Linked DNA regions of Homo sapiens: region 1 is linked to region 2. The links are chromatin loops, found by intact Hi-C in ENCODE. Cell type or tissue: heart left ventricle. All regions are shown on one strand. Links, peaks and the distances in the headings refer to the core of each region. The heading gives the core; the rest is flanking DNA.

The links. Peaks named below come from ENCODE experiments on the same cell type or tissue, not always from the same donor. Only the 100,000 strongest peaks of a DNase experiment are listed, where the experiment ranks them.
Region 1: it touches region 2 in a loop (2.9-fold over the local background); 2 of 110 quality-filtered maps call a loop at or near these places.

Annotation. Positions count from the first base shown.
Region 1 is chr16:83,445,280-83,449,680 of GRCh38, reverse strand. All of the region lies in intron 6 of CDH13 (cadherin 13), which reads right to left. Among named protein-coding and RNA genes, the nearest start is that of CDH13-AS1, 48 kb to the right of the region's middle. In heart left ventricle, for the core only: CTCF peaks have their summits at 2,522 and 2,721 (motif pointing right); no DNase peak of the experiment used is centred there.
Region 2 is chr16:82,752,750-82,757,150 of GRCh38, reverse strand. The region is part of intron 1 of CDH13 (cadherin 13); the gene reads right to left. Among named protein-coding and RNA genes, the nearest start is that of MIR8058, 66 kb to the right of the region's middle. In heart left ventricle, for the core only: no CTCF peak of the experiment used is centred there; no DNase peak of the experiment used is centred there; H3K27ac peaks cover 1,456 bases.

The DNA of each region.
Region 1 (4,401 bases), core at 225-4,224, 690 kb before region 2:
TGTCTTCACCATGATTATTCATCCCATGGTGTTATGAGGGGAGGTGATGTGGGAACTGCATCCTGTGTATTTAGAACCATAAATGACTCTGAAAGAACTGTTGGTAGAAGCGAAATTCCAAGGACTGGAAATCCAGGCTCAGAGTGACTAAAAGAGAGAATTAATTTGCTTTGATTCACCGAGTGATATTTCCAGAAATTTCAAAAAGTCACCATCTTCCTGCTCTGCATTAGAACAGGATCTGGGGCCCTGAAGGACATGACGAAGATGTGTGATCAGGTAAGGGAGCCGTTTCTCCTTTGCCCAGCGGACAGGGACTTCCATGAGCCCTGTTTATCAGTTGTTTTCCTCTTGGTACCATGAGATCTTTACCATGATCCTCTTCGTTTACTTTCATTGATCATCCTCTCATCTCAGGTCTCAAAGAAACATTGAGGGCCTCCTATCTCCAAGGGCTTGACATTATAAATGAGAAGACATATCATAGATCATTATAGATCATTGTGGCAACGAATTCCATCCGGGCTGATTTATTTTGTCCAGAGGAATGTAAGACATTTAAAACGTAGGTTAATATGGAAGCTGCAGCCTGCTGATCATACACACATTGCCCTTGATCTATTCTCGAGTCTAAAACTAGCCCAGGTCTCCCTTTTGTTGAGGATTGCCAGGCTGTGGAAATTCGGTATCTAGGAGCATATTGTTGCTTCACTTGACTTCTTTCTGTAATCTGTCTCCATACGAAGAATCCTGTATTCCTCACTGGCTGCTCTTTCGAAAGTCATCAGTAACCTCCAAATCATCAAGTCCTGTGACCTTTGCTCAGAAACTTCTTGGAGTCTTTGCTGTCTCAGAGGTGTGGAACCAGTCCACCCTATCCTCCCCAAATCTCTATTTTCTATTCCTTTCACTCCTCCCCACCACTGAAGTTCACCTTCCCCAGCTGGGCTGTCTTGCAGGCATGGAATGAATGCATCCTCTTACTCTCATCTCTACTGCTTTTCCCTGGAAAAATTGACCAATTCTATAAATCATCATGAAGAGGAGGAGGAGCTATAATGATACTAGTTAGTATCTGCTGAAGCTTACAGGGCCAGTCACTCTTCTCATGTTAAACCAAAGATACTCAATGCTGCTCTATGAAGAGGCCCCTATCATAGTGCTGCTTTTACACAACAGTGACATGAAGCTCAGAGACACTGAGCACCTTGTTCTGGGGCACACAGCCATTGAGCATCTTGTTCTAGGGAAGAGATCTGACCCAGTGTCATGCACAGAACTGCTGAACCCTCTTCCTTTGATCTTGTTTCTCCCTCCAAGCTGAAGTTGGTATCTTGGATCTCTGCATTTATATGTCTAGCTACCATGATGGTGTCTGCATGCCTGCCCTGGTTTTATTCCCTTTTATCTGCAAATGAGCCCCTCCTTACTGATTTCTTTACATATCAGTGATACCACATTTCCTGCTCCACTCCAGATAGCTAGACTCAGATCATGAGATTAAAAAAAAAATCTTTAGCTCACTCAGCTCCACTATCACCTACACAAAGCTATCATTTAAAAGTTATATCTCTATAATAAAATAAAAGATGGGGACCATATTTACCCCTATCTCAGCTAAACACTGTGCTTTTCCTCTCATTCCCTTGGAAGTACCTGCTCCAGGCAAGTTCCTATTGGGAGTCAAAGGGGCTTCTGAAAACTCCCAGAGCAATCTTTTTCCCTGTAACAGAGGAGACTGGGGACCAGAGAGGTGGGGCAACTTCTGCAGACCACAGAGTGAATCACATCAAGGGCTACTTGATGTGGGAGCTTCTTGAGAGAGAGAACTGGTCTATCTCATTTTAACTATGGTGCCTGGCAAACAGTCGATATTTAATATAAATCATTATAAATTATAAAAAATAAATCAATATTTAATATATATAATATAAAATATAATTTAATATAATTTAAAAAAATGATTATCTCTAACTTCACATTCCAGCCTCCATTACCCTTTTGTCACCTTGATACTCTCACACTTGGTTTATTTCAGGATCCTCTTGACCTGTTTTCACACGCTTCTTCCTGTACACAGGTGTGAAACTCATCTTGCTAAAGATCTGGTATCATCTGCCCCGCCCAGCTCAAACAGCACCAATGGTGTTTATCTGCTCTTTGGGTGAGGGCAACATCCCTTGTCTAACTGGCGGGCTTTCCACAGTCCTGATCCACAGTAACTCATCTGCTTCATCCATCAAACTTTTTTTTCTTTGTTTTTTTGGGATGGAGTCTAGCTCTTGTAGCCCAGGCTGGAGTGCAGTGGCGTGATCTCAGCTCGCTGCAACATCTGCCTCCCAGGTTCAAGCAAATCTCCTGCCTTGGCCTCCTGAGTAGCTGGGATTAGAAGCACCCACCACCACGCCCGGCTAATTTTTGTATTTTTAGTAGAGATGGGGTTTCACCATGTTGACTAGGCTGGTCTCGAACTCCTGACCTCAGGTGATCCATCTGCCTCGCCCTCCCAAAGAGCTGGGATTACAGGCGTGAGCCACCGCATCCAGCACAAACCAAAAAAAAAAAAAAAAAAAAAAAAAAAAAAGGTTACTATAAGGTGTTTTTTGTTTTTTTTTTTTTTTTTTTTTAAGACGGGTGACCAGTGGTGGTGGTAAGTCTATTTAAATCATTTCCTTACTTCTTAACCCCTTCAATGCAGGTACATGACCATTAGGTGGCAGTAATGCATCACTCTAAGGAAATAAATCAATGGTTCAGCTTAACACTTGAGATAGAGGTAAACATGGTCCCCAGCTTTTATTTTATTATAAAGACATAACTTTTAAAAGCCCCCCAAAAGGATAAGCTTAAAGACTTTGGATTTGTTACATGTACTCCTTAATAAAGCCATCATGGAATTCATTCCAGTTGCCCAGGAGTTCCTTTCCCAGTCATTTCTCCATGTTGTAGCAGACTAGATAATTGGAGTCTACTGAACTTGTTTAAATTAATTACAGGGAAGACTTTCCTATCTGGAGCTCGTTCCTTTGATTACCACCAGAAAGAGAGGAGATGGAGAAATGAGCAGAAAATTGCCCCAGAGTTTAATGGTACCAAATCCCTGTGTGGTTTTTCTTCCATTGTTCAGCAGAATGGACTTCTGTACCCTGCTAATTTTCATTTTCTGTCCTTTCTTCTCTGCGGCTGGGAATAATTTACATTATTTTATAAAACTGGAGGCACAAAACTCTAACACTGAGTGGTGGAAACCGATCTCATTAAGCAACTTCCTTTTTTAAAAAGGCTCAGCTGACCATCTATGCCTAAGGGCTTACTTCTAAATCTAGTGAAGGTACTTTCTAATTTTTTCTTTTTTCTTTCTTTCTTTTTTTTTTTTTTTTGAGACAGTCTCACTCTGTCGCCCAGGCTGGAGTGCAGTGGCATGATCTCGGCTCACCGCAACCTCTGCCTGCTGGGTTCAAGCGATTCTCTTGCCTCAGCCTCCTAAATAGCTGGGATTACAGGCACATGCCACCATGCCTAGAAAATTTCTGTATTTTTTGTAGAGATGGGGTTTCACCACGTTGGCCATGCTGGTCTTGAACTCCTGACCTCCTGTAATCTGCCCCCCCACCTCAGCCTCCCAAAGTGCTGGGATTACAGACCTGAGCCACAGCACCTGACCTTCCTCATGTTTTTCTATACCCAATAAAAAAGTTTGATGGGGGAGGGATGGGGATAATGCTTTAGAAATCTTTTAGTTGCCTTTTTGAGTCAAGAGGCACAAAGATCTCTGAACTGTCTGTTGTTCGGCGTGGTTTGTAGGAATCATCTTCCTCCTACTTCAGTATCTCCCCAAGTACCTACTTGAGGAAGACTGGGAACTCCGAGTTATATTTCCAAGCTAAACACTTCTCCCCCTACCTTAGGACAAGTTTTAGATGCTTATCAGATCTTCTAACTGAATTCTGGAAATCTCAGCTATTCCAGTTTTACTTAGCCACGTGATGAAAACATCTATTCAGAATTCTAAAAGCAAAAAAGGTGGAGAAAGAAAAAACATGATGGTCTTTATCGCTAACAAAATGTGCAGAGAGAAATTAAAGCCAAGTGTGAAAGTTCCTTGCTATCTTCTGGTTGCGCCTTTGTGGAATACTAACGCAGCTGTGGGAGGCTATCGGTCCAGAATCTTGGCTTCCTCCACCCTGCAGCCAGGTGATAAAGCTCCTCCTTAATGACCCAGAAGCCTGAGGAAATTGAGGCCAAGTGTGAACACAGCAGGATCTGATTTTCTAGGCCAGAAATTCATTTTAGGGAAAACTTAGGAAGCTTTTCTGAAATAACTTTTCTTCTTTTGTAGAAGAATGATTCGGGTAGGTGAAAATGATGCAAACCTTTTATAATTTATAAAACCTTTTATAA
Region 2 (4,401 bases), core at 82-4,081:
ACAATACAGCATGGAGGTACTGTGACCACTGTATGAACTAAGAGTTGTGTGGGAAGAGAGGACTGGAGGTGAGAGTGATGGAGGAGCGTCAATGTCCCCATGGATCCTGATGGGCAAGTAACAGTTTGCCAGGCAAAGAAAGAGGAAAAGGAAAGGTCAGTCGTCAACAAAGATAATGTGCCAGCCACTGATATAGATGAGGATGTAGCAAGGGACAAGAGAAGACCCAAATCCTGGCCCTCACAGAGCTTATGAGAATAAAATAATATAAACTAGTGGAAAGTGCTTTAATAATGACAAGGTGATAGTCATGCATTGGTGACAGTCTGTCTCTCTCATCATCAATTTTCAGTTCTAAGAGGAGCTCACGAAAGCATAATCTTCCAAGAATGCTCTCAGGTACTGCTTATATTCAGCTTGGTCCTCCTAATTCTCTGTTTCCTCCTCAGGGAAGGAAAAATACTAACGAGGAAGGAGAAATGCTAATAGTAGCTAATACTATAATTCTCACTGACCTGTTACTCCCTGCTTGACACCATGCTAACCACATAACAAGCATAGCCTCATTTAATGTTCCCACTGTCCCGTAATCTCTATTTTGCCCAACAGGAAACTGAGGCTGAAAGATACTGAGAAACTTGGGCAAGGAACTGCTATACTAACAGCTAGTCACCCCGGGTTGCCACGCAGGTTAAAGGAGCAGCTTGCACATGAGAAGGATTTAACACAGTTCCTGGTTTGCAGTAAGTGATCCACAAATGGTGGCTATTATTATTCTTACTATTATTATCATTACTATAGCAGTCCAGACTAATGACTCATGACTTCTTTCCCTATCAGAAGGATATCACTTTTCACTTGGCCTTCTTGGGAGCATGAGTCCTTTTCCTCTTTCCCCAAATTTTTTATTCCAGAATATCTAATTTACAGACTGTAGTTTTTTGCTTAGCCAAGAACCTGTTGGTTAGGTAACCCTAGCAACAAATAGAAATATGCAACTTTTTACAAGCTACTTCCTCAAAAATCTTTCCATGATAGAGTTTACACATTGAACATTTTAAATATTGAACACTGATCTTGTGGATGCATAAACTTGAAAATACCACTTGCTTTATTGCTTCCCAGCCCCTACTCAAGTATTTCACTCCTCCTAGAACGCTCTGCAACTTCTTTTCTGCCTAAGGCAGAAGCAATCCAACATGTAAAGTCTTCCTGGCCCCTCTCTGAGCTCCAAATATAATTTATATCACTCTCTTCATATTTTCTTGATTGTGTTCATGTTACTACCACCATTTTGACATGATGAATATTTAACAAGGCACATAACCAAAACAAATGCCTAAATCCCCAGTAAGGCCAAAGAATGGACATACCACCTAGTGGTCAATCCCGCCACAACGGATTCTAGTTTAGTTCTTGTTTTGGTTTGGTTCAGTTTTGCTCATAGACCTTGACGTCAGTGATTTTAACAGTTTTAATTATCAGTAAATGTCACTTGAAAGAATAATTGAATGAATACACAAAGAATGGACTGAATAAATGAACAGATGATGGACCAGAATGAGAACATAGGAATAAGGAAATGAGAGAAAGCTACAATGTAAGTTTTAAAACATTTCAGAAAATTGGGGATACATCATCAGAAATAACCAATTTGACAAAATATGGTTACAAGAAAAGCTATTATTTGAACAAGATTACCTCCTCAGAGACTTCAGCTTCATCCTCCTGTGCACTCCCTTTTCTAATCTTCCCAAACACAACTTGCTTAAGCAGTTTCCTTTGTTATTTCCTGGTTTTCCCTCAGTGCAATCACTGCCATATAACTAGAGGGTCAGAAAGGAAGACTCAGAAATGTTCTGTCCCCATGAGCCATCATTTGGGACAGAATGCATATCTCACTTAGGCCTTAAGGTGAGGCTCAAGCTGCAGAGAAAAAGGGAAACATGGAGTAGGGCTGCAGGCACTGGCAAATTTTCTATACAGTCCCTAGATGACCAGCTGGATTTGGACAAAGAGAACACTGCATATATTTTATCAGGTCGACCCATGCCAATGTGTGTACATGCTTGTGTATGCATAGGGATGTATGTGTGTACGCACACATAAAACACATCTGCACACTTCTGATGAATTTGTTTCCCAGGGTAATAGTAAGGAGAACTTTGCAACTACAGCATTGGCTTGAGTTTCTCCTTAACAAACATGATTGCTCTCACAAAATGTCAGGTCAATTATAGAAACCTAGTAATGAACCAAAAATACCTTTCTATGCACTCTTGGCTCATGAAGTACCCACTGACTGTGACAAACACTAGTTAAGGTTTGGATTTTTTTGTATTATTCATAAAAGGACGCAAATGAAATGAGTTGGCTTTTAGAGATCATTATCAAAAGTCTAGATAGCAAAGTCCTGTCAAGTTGTTTTGCATTTTGCCATATAATCATCGTAACAAAAGGTAGAGCTGCTTAGAAATCCAAATAAATTAATAGATAAATAAAACTATAATATTGATCTAGCAGCCCTGAACAGACAATGCCCTACCATCTTCCTTTGTGTAGAAGCTGTGTCTCTGTCTGATAATGCTTAGCAATAGGAAAAGCAAAATGAATGTTTGATGGCAGTTCTCAGGAATCCTAGACAATTCCTACAAACAGTGACCCCTTTTCTAGAAAATAGGAAGCTGGTTAGAAAGGCAGGTTCCAACAGCTCTCTTTAGGATAACTTTATTCTCCTAAAGTTCAGGCCCTAAAATGAAATGGAGACAATAATTTTCCCTGGTGGCATTCATTCGGTTATTCATTCAACAATCATTTATTCATTTTTTCAACAATCATTATTAATGCAGTTCCATTTCTATGTGGGAATGATCATCAAGGAGAAGCAAGGAATGTTAAAATTTATGTTTTAGGACCCCAGGGCAGAAATAGACATGAAAGGTTCTTGTCAGTGCTTAATGCAAATCAAATATCAGGCATTAGAGTTACTGTACACTAAGTTTAATATTAAGGAGTTTCTGCCCTGACCCTGCGCCATGAACTACACATGGCAACAGACTGTGCTGTCATCTCCAGCTGCTGCCCCTGTACCTTTGTACTTTTCATTCCAGAAGCGTGAGCACTAACCGAAGAATCACGGAATGCTAGACCTAGAGGGTTCCTGAGTGATCATGATCTTATTCATGATTCACAGTGAATCAATGAATTAGTGGATGACTACTTCAGAGAAGAAATAGTTCATGGAACTTTAACATATGAAAAGATGAAAGACAGATGGCCCTTGGTGATGGGAGATGGGGTGCCCAGGACTGGACCAAGGCCACTTCTCTCTTGATGTTTGGACAGCTTCTGAGGTGGACCCACAGAATAAAGGGCCCCATGGATTGTGGAGTAAAACCCATTAATCGAGGTCAAGCCTGTTTATGAGATGGCAAAACTCTGAGATGAGGGAGAATCAGTGACGTGCTCACAGTCAGCAAGCTCATTAAGACCTACAATTTGGCACTAGAATCAAAGTCCATGCCTCTCATTACAGCACACTTCCATTTGGCTATAAAGAATTTTTTTTTGATGGAGAATTGTTTTGGATATCTTGAATTTAAGGTGATGGTGGGCCATGCATGGGGCAATATCTAGGAAGTACGTAAATACACAGGTCTGTAGCTTAGCAGGGGAAATGTGCCCATTTCTTAGATTTAGGAGTTGTCATTATAGAGAGGATAAATGGTGTGCAAAGACAGGGTAGAAAGCCCCCAGTTAGGGGTTAAGGGGAAGAGCCAGAGAAGAGATGTCTGAAGAGGTAGGAGGAAAATGAAGCCAAGGACAGATATGCATATTGTTTTTGAGATGAAGTGAGATATGAACTTTGAATTATGCCAAAATAATAAAGAGAGATTGAACTGAGATGCCATCCATGTACTTCTGCCAGTCACTTCCTTCTGTACCACGACCTGTCTCCTGCTCTCTGCCTTCTTCCCAGAGAGGCTGTTTCCATGGACTCATGAGGAGGAATAATAAGTAGGAGCTGACACGTACTGTTTGTAAGAGGTCACTTTTGAAATTTCAGGATTTTTCTAAGCCAGTTAAACATTGATGTTATTAGACATTACATGCACTCATGATTCAATAATCTTAAAAGCAAAGGCAATGAATACTCAAAATGCATCACTTCTTAACTCTTTTACAAATGTATTTGACTGTTATCTATGCTTTTAAGATTATTTATCTATTATATCTGCATGGCAGAAGTACTACATAATGGGGTACAATAATGGGGTGCGGCTGCACATCCCTCCCCAGTGCCACATTCTATGATACGTCATTGGTAGCTTGCAATCAGCCACGGTGGAGGTATTGATATCATGAAAATAGGCAAAGGCCACAAATCAGGGCTTGAATCAC